2 separate regions of the Homo sapiens genome follow, and region 1 is linked to region 2. Evidence: chromatin contacts called from ENCODE Hi-C or POLR2A ChIA-PET data. All regions are on one chromosome and are shown on one strand. The core of a region is the stretch at or near the end of the contact, and the rest is flanking DNA. Distances in the headings are between cores, read along the strand shown.

What was found. A loop is a pair of places that touch in the nucleus more often than their neighbours do. ChIA-PET counts read pairs that join two places held with the same protein, here RNA polymerase II (POLR2A).
Region 1: a loop to region 2 is called in a map of breast epithelium, with 15 times the contacts of the local background. The contact joins the promoter of PDX1 here to the promoter of USP12-AS1 in region 2. A Hi-C loop is called at or near these places in 1 of 168 maps with a recorded cell type or tissue (breast epithelium). POLR2A ChIA-PET finds 5 or more read pairs at or near these places in 1 of 52 experiments (activated CD4-positive, alpha-beta T cell).

What each region holds. Positions count from the first base shown.
Region 1 is chr13:27,918,613-27,923,121 of GRCh38, forward strand. It overlaps PDX1 (pancreatic and duodenal homeobox 1), which reads left to right and starts at 1,388. Exons shown (of 2, transcript NM_000209.4): 1 at 1,388-1,932. The coding sequence starts at 1,527.
Region 2 is chr13:27,123,858-27,128,408 of GRCh38, forward strand. USP12-AS1 (USP12 antisense RNA 1) reads left to right here and starts at 1,676. Exons shown (of 3, transcript NR_046547.1): 1 at 1,676-1,719. The region is part of intron 1 of USP12 (ubiquitin specific peptidase 12); the gene reads right to left. RefSeq lists an enhancer at 1,967-2,466.

The DNA of each region.
Region 1 (4,509 bases), core at 138-2,637, 790 kb after region 2:
TAGAGCACTCAATCCGCACTTAAAACACAAATATTTCCAGTAGGAAGAAAGAAATACATTAAGATTGACTCTCAAAGGTCTGGATGTTGGTGCGTTGTTTAGGAAAGGCGGAGCAGTGATTTTTCTCTGGCTTGGTTCTTTGTGGTTCAAGCTCTCTCTTGCTGAGACGTTTCTGCAAAGCTGTCTAGTTTTTCTAAAACCCACGGTGGCGTTTCGAGAAACGTCCTCATTTCGGGAGTATCCAGTCAGAGGCTGGTCAGGCCGCCAGGCCTAGCGGATCATGCCCAGGCAGGGGGTTGGACGTCACCGCCACCCGGAGGTCATCCATCCGCGTCAGTGGGTGCAGAAAAAGTGGCCCTGTTTAAGTCAGGACCCCAGAATGCCCAGAAGTTACTGAATGGTTTGAAGCCAAGCACAGATGTTATCATGGAAAATGCAGCGTTTTTATTTCTTTTTCTAAATATGTAACTCTTCCTCCACTTCCCCCTCTCCTGCTTGCCTTATTTCAATTGCAAGCAGAAGAGAGTGAGTGTTCTCTGCCGGCAAACTCCGCCAGGGTCCCGGCCCGTAGAGAGTCGTCAAGGGTCTGGAACCCCCGTGCCAACACCTGCCCCTGCTTCGCAGCCCCAAGAGGAAGGCCGCGTCTTTCCCCCTCGCTGTATTGGGAAGCTACGTTCCGGGCTGGCCAAATGGGCCCCAATTTTCCAAAACCCAAATTTGTAATACCCTTCAATTTTTTAAAAAAAAGAATTTAAAAAAGTCTCTGTGAATGCTTCAGAAGTTACCGTTTACACCCCAGAAGTACTTGCAGCACATCCACAAGTAAAAACACACAACGAATGCCAGAGTTTCGTGTGTTTTTTAACCGACATCTTTGTGGCTGTGAACAAACTTCATAAATAAAATAGAATCAAATGCTTCTGACCTAGAGAGCTGGGTCTGCAAACTTTTTTTTTATCGTATTCCGCAACAGTTAAATAAAAAATTAAAAACTCAACATGTCTCCTTGTAAACTACATCAATTAACAAACACACTATGTCCATTATCAAATATAATAGAAAAAATATAGGAAAATAGAAAATAGAAAAATATAGGAAAATAGAAACTTTTAAGCCACGGTGAAAATGTTTCTATAAATGAGTGGTTCTAATGTTTTCGTGAGCGCCCATTTTGGGGAGCACCGCCAGCTGCCCGTTCAGGAGTGTGCAGCAAACTCAGCTGAGAGAGAAAATTGGAACAAAAGCAGGTGCTCGCGGGTACCTGGGCCTAGCCTCTTAGTGCGGCCAGCCAGGCCAATCACGGCCCCCGGCTGAACCACGTGGGGCCCCGCGGAGCCTATGGTGCGGCGGCCGGCCCGCCGGTCCGCGCTGGCTGTGGGTTCCCTCTGAGATCAGTGCGGAGCTGTCAAAGCGAGCAGGGGTGGCGCCGGGAGTGGGAACGCCACACAGTGCCAAATCCCCGGCTCCAGCTCCCGACTCCCGGCTCCCGGCTCCCGGCTCCCGGTGCCCAATCCCGGGCCGCAGCCATGAACGGCGAGGAGCAGTACTACGCGGCCACGCAGCTTTACAAGGACCCATGCGCGTTCCAGCGAGGCCCGGCGCCGGAGTTCAGCGCCAGCCCCCCTGCGTGCCTGTACATGGGCCGCCAGCCCCCGCCGCCGCCGCCGCACCCGTTCCCTGGCGCCCTGGGCGCGCTGGAGCAGGGCAGCCCCCCGGACATCTCCCCGTACGAGGTGCCCCCCCTCGCCGACGACCCCGCGGTGGCGCACCTTCACCACCACCTCCCGGCTCAGCTCGCGCTCCCCCACCCGCCCGCCGGGCCCTTCCCGGAGGGAGCCGAGCCGGGCGTCCTGGAGGAGCCCAACCGCGTCCAGCTGCCTTTCCCATGGATGAAGTCTACCAAAGCTCACGCGTGGAAAGGCCAGTGGGCAGGTAAGCCTGGCTCCCCACCCCTTTCTCCTTTCCGGTTCTCACCCGGCCGCCTTACCTCCAAGCGCTCCCAGGAGCCTTCTCTCTGTTCCCGGCGCCTTGGATTATCCCGGGTCGGACTAAACTACATCAGGGAGCTACCGAGCCCATCCCTCACAGCAGTGCTTCTCTAGTCCAGTTTGAAGCATCTTTCCCACCCAGCTCTCCTGGGAGTGTACACTCCTTCCTTCCCTGTTCGCTGAGCCCATCTTCGCCCCAGGAGCCCGCGCTCCCAGCGCCATCCTTAGAGAGCCGAGGCTGAGTCCTGCTCAGGGCTTCGGACACTACAGATCCTCCTCCAGCAGGGGATCCGGGAACCCAGGACTCCTTGGTAGTGCACATCGAGGAAGCCGAGTAGGGACATGGGTGCCTCGGACCCAGGCCCCAGATCGCCTTCGGAGCCCCGGAGCCCCTCACTTCCCGCGCTTCGTTAAGGAAGGGCAGGCATCTAGGGGCGCCAGGTAGGTGCAGAAAGGCAGGGAGGGAAAGGAAACTGCACCCAACCCAGCAGTGTCCGGCTGCCCTGGTTGTGGAAACAGGATAGGAGTAAAGAGGAAGGGGCTGGGGCAAGGCGGGGGCTCACCGCGAGGCTGAAAGCCGGCCTCTCAACGTCAGAGCCTGGCAGCTAGGAGAGCAATCTGAGAAGCGAATTCGTTTTTCACCAACCGAAAGCAATTGAAGCTGTCTCCCCGCACCGCTTCCCAGGAAGTAATTTTTCAGGAGATGGGCGCTCCCTGCCTAGCTGGTGGGGAGGCGAGAGGCCTGGTTCCTGCGGCCCTCCGCGCCGGCAGAGAACAGAAGGTCTTTCCCGGAGCCGGGAGCCGGAGGCACGGGGTAGCCCCCGGGTCCTTTGCGGCCCCGCGCGAGCGGCAAGTTCCGGCGCGGCCTGTGTCGTCGCCGCTACTCACTGTCATCGCTGCCGTGCCTCAGCCACTTCTGGTCACACCTGCACCGCAAATAGTTGCCTTTTCCTTTCAACTGGCAGCCGGGAGTAGGGGGAAGCAGCTCGAGCCGGCGTCCCCCGGCCCACCCCGAAAATCCTCAGCGCCCATCTGCGGGGTCTGGCCAGCCCTGCCTGACACTGACCCCAGGCGCAGCCAGGAGGGGCTTTGTGCGGGAGAGGGAGGGGGACCCCAGCTTGCCTGGGGTCCACGGGACTCTCTTCTTCCTAGTTCACTTTCTTGCTAAGGCGAAGGTCCTGAGGCAGGACGAGGGCTGAACTGCGCTGCAATCGTCCCCACCTCCAGCGAAACCCAGTTGACAGGGGCGCCAGAAGCTGCCGCGGCGCCTCTGCAAATTTATCCAGCTCGCGCAGCCCGGGCCAAAGGCCTTGAAGTCTCCGGAAATGCGGGGTTCTTAGGAGGCGGGAGGACAGTCCCTCGAACAAAGGTGGGGGGCTCCTCGTCCTCACCCAGTTTTCTTCCAGGGCTGCCTCCCCTCCAGACCTCTCTTCTGGCCTCCTAGGCCCTCGGAGCTCCTGCTTTCCCACCCTGGGCCTTCCTCAGGAAATGGGCGACATCAGGGTCCCGAAAGAGGATTTGTGAGGTGGAGTAACTTCCCTATCCCAACCCAAGGGGTGATACCTCTGCTCTGGAGGACTTGGGCTTAGGCTGACCCAAGAAGCCAGAAAGTAAAACCAGAAGGCAAATCAGCAGCCTTGGCGAGGGTTCGGGGACCCAAGGAGGGCGACACTCTCGGGCTGGAGTTGGCCCCAGGCCTTTGCTGGCGCCCTCTAACCCGCTGCATGCTCGACTCTCGGGGAAGGAGACGACCTCCCCTCTCTTCCCCTGGAAGCCGTCTGCGGGGCCGGCTGCTATCCCCGCGTTCCTCTAGGGGAAACTTCGATGGAGCCGAAATTCAAAAATTGCAAACCCACCTGCCCCTGGGAAGAGCGAAGTGACAAAAGGGCTCTCACTGGCAGTACGAATCTGAATGCTAATGACAACAGAGGTTTTGAAAAACATTGACCCCCAAATGCTTCAGCAGCGCTGTCCAGCTGGCACCTAAACTGCATCACTCTGCGCCTTGGGGAAGGGCCCAGGCTTGGCGACCTTGACCTTTTCCCACCATCCTCAACCTCCACCCCTGCCGCGTCGCGCTGAGCACAGGTCCCCCGGGAATAGTGCACCCCAGGAAGTCTCTCCCTGAGCAGTCTCTCGCAGGGACTTCACGAAGCCCTCTCGCAGGGACTATACGAAGCCCGCAGCCTAAGGCAGGAACCCAGAGACATGTCGGTTTAATGTAAAAACTTTGGAGAGCCTTTCAAAATGTTTATTGAAGGCCCGTCTCGCTTCTCTCCCAGGCGTGGGATGCCAGGTAGATTCGGGGATGCCCCCAGGGAGTAGAACTCTCCCTGGACTAGGGTTTGAGCCTCTGCTTCAGCTTCTGGCGCCTCTTCTCGACCTGGGGGGAAACCCAGTAGGGTTCCATCGCGAAATTAAACCCGCCCCCAACACACACACACTCGCCTTTCAATTCCTTAAGGCTTAGCCAACATTCACAGGAGAAATGTCCCCTGCCTTTGCTCTAAGACAAGCCTCT
Region 2 (4,551 bases), core at 426-2,925:
GCAATGGGGCAAGTATCTCCTTTAACTTACCTAGTATGAATTCTTGAAAAGATGAGGTCTTGTCCTTTTCACACCCAGAAATCACCATCCAAGTGAAATAATAATAGGTTGAAATTACAAAGATACCTTTGACCTATTATTTTGATAATATAAAAGTAACTATATATTAAATGTGTGAGCAACCCAAAAATATCTGCAAATAGGAAAAAAATAATCTGGGAGATGGCTATCCTGCAATTAAATAATTTTTACATAGTCAATCATGGAAAACATACAACTAACTACCTTTCACTCCTTTCACTCTGCCATTATGAAAAAGATAAAAATCACACAAAAGTAAACTAACAACCAGGAATGTTTTCAAGAAAACAATTCAATCTGGAATTAATGTAATTCCTTAACTTAAAAATCTCCTGGCCCACAATATCTACATCTAAAACCAGATTATGGCTAAAAAATGGTGTCTATGAGGATATGTCATTTTGAAAAGTTATATTCAGTATATACTATTTTATAAAGTAGAGAACAATACACCTTACCAAGAAATTAAAAATGATGAAAACATAAAAGAATGTGCATCTATCATTTGGAAAATGTATTTAAATAGCCAAACTATTAGTTTCCACACAACTTTAATATAAATAAAGAGAAAATTCAATACACTGTTCCAGTTTCATGTTTCAAGTCATATTTTAGAATGCAGCATGTATCATTTTAAGTTAGATCAGGTCAGTACACAAAGGAGAACCGCCAAATCAGGCAGGAAAAGCTTCCCAGAGGTGGGAAAAGCACGTGACCTGGTAAAATAAGAAAAGTTCTGGAGGCACAGGAAGCAGCCCATGTGACGGTGTGAAGGTATAAACACAACAAAGAAGTGAATGTGAGCTGTAAAAAGATGAATCCAAAGTATAAAGGTGAAACAAGTTCATCTCATAAATGAGAAAGGGCGAAGAGTCAAAGAGAAGGCTTAACCCTCATACCTGTTCTAGAAAACACCATGTGCCCAGAAACTGAATCAAAGGCAATGAGAATATTTATGACAAAACACATTATACAATGAGTTTGAGGAATCATAAAAAGAGTATCAAAGTAGTAGGCCTTGGGTTATGTGAAATTCAGTATCTGACTACCTGTGTTCTCTCTAGCCCTGTGCTAGTAACTGGAGAACATGACTTTTAAAGTGTGACACCCATTAGTGAGTGGTGAGGTCTTTGCAGTGGACCACTACCATCTTCTTTTTCAGTAAAACAGATCAGACACACATCTTTATTAGGAGTAAACAAAGTCTTCTGAAACTTTTGTTTCAATATGTAAGTATGTATGTATGTATTGGGTTTCATATTATTTATCACTCTAAGTTGAAATTTTTTAAATTTTATATACAAAAGCATAAGAAAAATTTCAAAATCATAATTCAACTGGGGAGTAGAGAGTGAATAAAAATTAGCTTTTCATGATTACATATAAATAAAAATCCATTTAAAAATAAATTTAAAGATGTAGAGATAAGAGAATAAGTGTCAAAACTATGTCACAACACAGGATGTACTATAGCAAGTCTGGACAGGAACAACACTGAGTGCTGGAGAACTTGGAAAGGCTTCACAAACAGATGGAACTGAGAGTTGCTTCCAAGATGGCCGAATAGGAACAGCTCCGGTCTACAGCTCCCTGCGAGATCGATGCAGAAGGCGGGTGATTTCTGCATTTCCATCTGAGGTACCTGGTTCATCTCATTGGGACTGGCTGGACAGTGGGTACAGTCCACGGAGGGTGAGCGGAAGCAGGGTGGGGCGTCCCCTCACCCGGGAAGCGCAAGGGGTCAAGGGATTTCCCTTTCCTAGCCAAGTGAAGCTGTGAGTGACTGTACCTGGAGGAAGGGTACACTACTGCCCAAATACTGTGCTTTTCTGACGGTCTTTGCAACCGGCAGACCAGGAGACTCCCTCCCGTGCCTGGCTTATGGGTCCCACGCCCAGGGAGCCTTGCTCGCTGCTAGCACAGCAGTTTGAGATTGACCTGGGACGCTGGAGCTTGGCAGGGGGAGGGGCGTCCGCCATTGCTGAGGCTTGAGTAGGTGGTTCTGTGCTTACAGCATAAAGCAGCAGGGAAGCTTGAACTGGGCGGAGCCCACCACAGCTCAGCAAGGCCTACTGCCTCTCTAGATTCCACCTCTGGGGGCAGGGCATATCTGAACAAAAGGCAGCAGACAGCTTCTGCAGACGTAAACGTCCCTGCCTGACAGGTCTAAGAGACCAGTGGTTCTCCCAGCATGGTGTTTCGAGCTCTGATAACAGACAGACTGCCTCCTCAAGTGGGTCCCTGACTGGGAGTGCAGCCTGACTGGGAGACACCTCCCAGTAGGGGCCGACAGACACCTCATACAGGCTGGTGCCCCCTGGGACAAAGCTTCCAGAGGAAGGATCAGGCAGCAATATTTGCTGTTCTGCAGCCTCTGCTGGTGATACCCAGGCAAACAGGGTCTGGAGTGGACCTCCAGCAAACTCCAACAGACCTGCAGCTGAGGGGCCTGTGAGAAGGAAAACAAACAAACAGAAAGGAATAGCACAAACAGATGGAACTAAACAAGCCAGGCTTTGACTCTTTCTTTAGGGGTATTTTCATTATAGCTTTTCATGTTGGTACAATGAAAACCCTGAACTACAAAGAGTAGGCATTTAAACGTTCCAACCGCAGGCTGGGCAGGGGACTGGGTGACAGCCTTCAAACCAGGAGGCTGCATTCGTGTCCCCATTCTAATATAAACTAAACTACTGAGCCACTGCAATAAAACACTGCCTCAGTTTTCTCATCAGCAAGACAGGAGACCAGATTTGTAGCACCTATTGCAAACCCAAAATGCTACAATTCTAAAATAGCAGCACTACTGTAGAGTTACCAAAGTTTAAATTTAGAACAAATATTTGTTCTAAACATTTGAGCTCCAAATTACTAATCTGCAAAAAAGGGCAAACAAGACTTGCAACATGGCTTGTTTCTGTGAAAAATGTATAGAAGATGTTCAGAACAATGCCTGGCACAACAGGCACAAAGCAAACTTCCTTTGCCCATCTTCCTCCATCCCAACTACAATGCCATCTATTACTCCTTCCTTCAGATGAGTCTTTCAAAAAACACAGTCCTGACACAATTTCTGTGGCTGGGAGGGAAAGTATCTGGGGGTTCTGCACTGATCTGCAGTCATCCTAAGAGTCTTGGTCTATACTTCCTCCTCTAGTGGCCTCCTCTATGTTAAAACAAAAAACAAGCTTTTGATCTGTAAATGTTCACAATGAGACAATGAGCTACTGAAAGAAATCTCATAGTTTTTAACTATCCCATCAAAGTTAAAATGTGCACCATAAAAAGTAGAAGGGTCTAGACCTAAAACTGGCATTGCACCATTGTGGTACACATGGCAGAAGCTTGCAAAAGGCTTAAAATCAGAAATCGGCACAAAGCAAAGTGACCCTCAGTAAGATATATGGTACCAATGACATAAAAGGGAACAGAGAGGTTCAGCTGCCAACACTAATGGAGAAGTCAGAACATGTTGCTAAGTCTGAGAGAAATGAAATATTGTACAACCAGTTATCAAGCTCTAATAATCACATGATCAAAGGGCCTTTGCCTCTATTCCTATCACAGGTCTTCTGAAAACCATTTGTTCCATTGCAGGAAGAAAGAGAAACAATATAATTTTGCCGTCCAGTAGTGTTTATGTTTGTGTATACATCCCATTCTCCCACCTACCCTCCATATCCCTCCTAAAAATCTTCAACCTGATAGGGAAGATTTCTGGCAAGTTCTCAAAAACTGAATTTCTTCCCAGAAGAAATTAAAAGTAGTTTACTTTCTCCTTCAACTGCCACCACAGAAGCACATATGTAACATATTAAACATCTAAATTTCTCATCTCTTCAGAAAAAATCCAATTCTATGATTAATCACTGCGCAAGTAACTGCAAATTTAAATTTACTCAGAGGACTCCACTTATGTAATAAAAAACAAGTTACATATCTGAATCAATATTATAATTCACTGCTAAATAACTAAGCCAAAACCAACAGGCATGTAATTTTAACTTTCAAAAGTTCAAACGTCCACTAGAAACTCAATGTTCCTATTAGACATGTCAAAAAGCACAGTATTCCGATTATTTTATTCAGTATTTTCAATGAAAAGTTTCACCACATAATTCATGGCTAAATGTGTTATAGAGAATATTTAGAGAGAACAAAAGAAGATTCGGATTTACCTTAAGTCTTTTAACTCAGTCAAGATATGGAAATATAAGATCACTGGATGCCAAAAAAATAAACGAACGAAAAACAAGCTTTTGATCTGTAAATGTTCACAATGAGACAATGAGCTAATGAAAGAAATCTCATTACTTCATCTCTGTTAGAAGTAACAGTAGTAATAATACTGGCTTTTCCAAGAACCACTCTGTCAAGCCTTCACATTTGGCTTAACAATAACATCAAAAGGAAAATTCTCAAATATGACCAAACTCAGCATAAGAACATACTTGAGTGCACGATGAAACT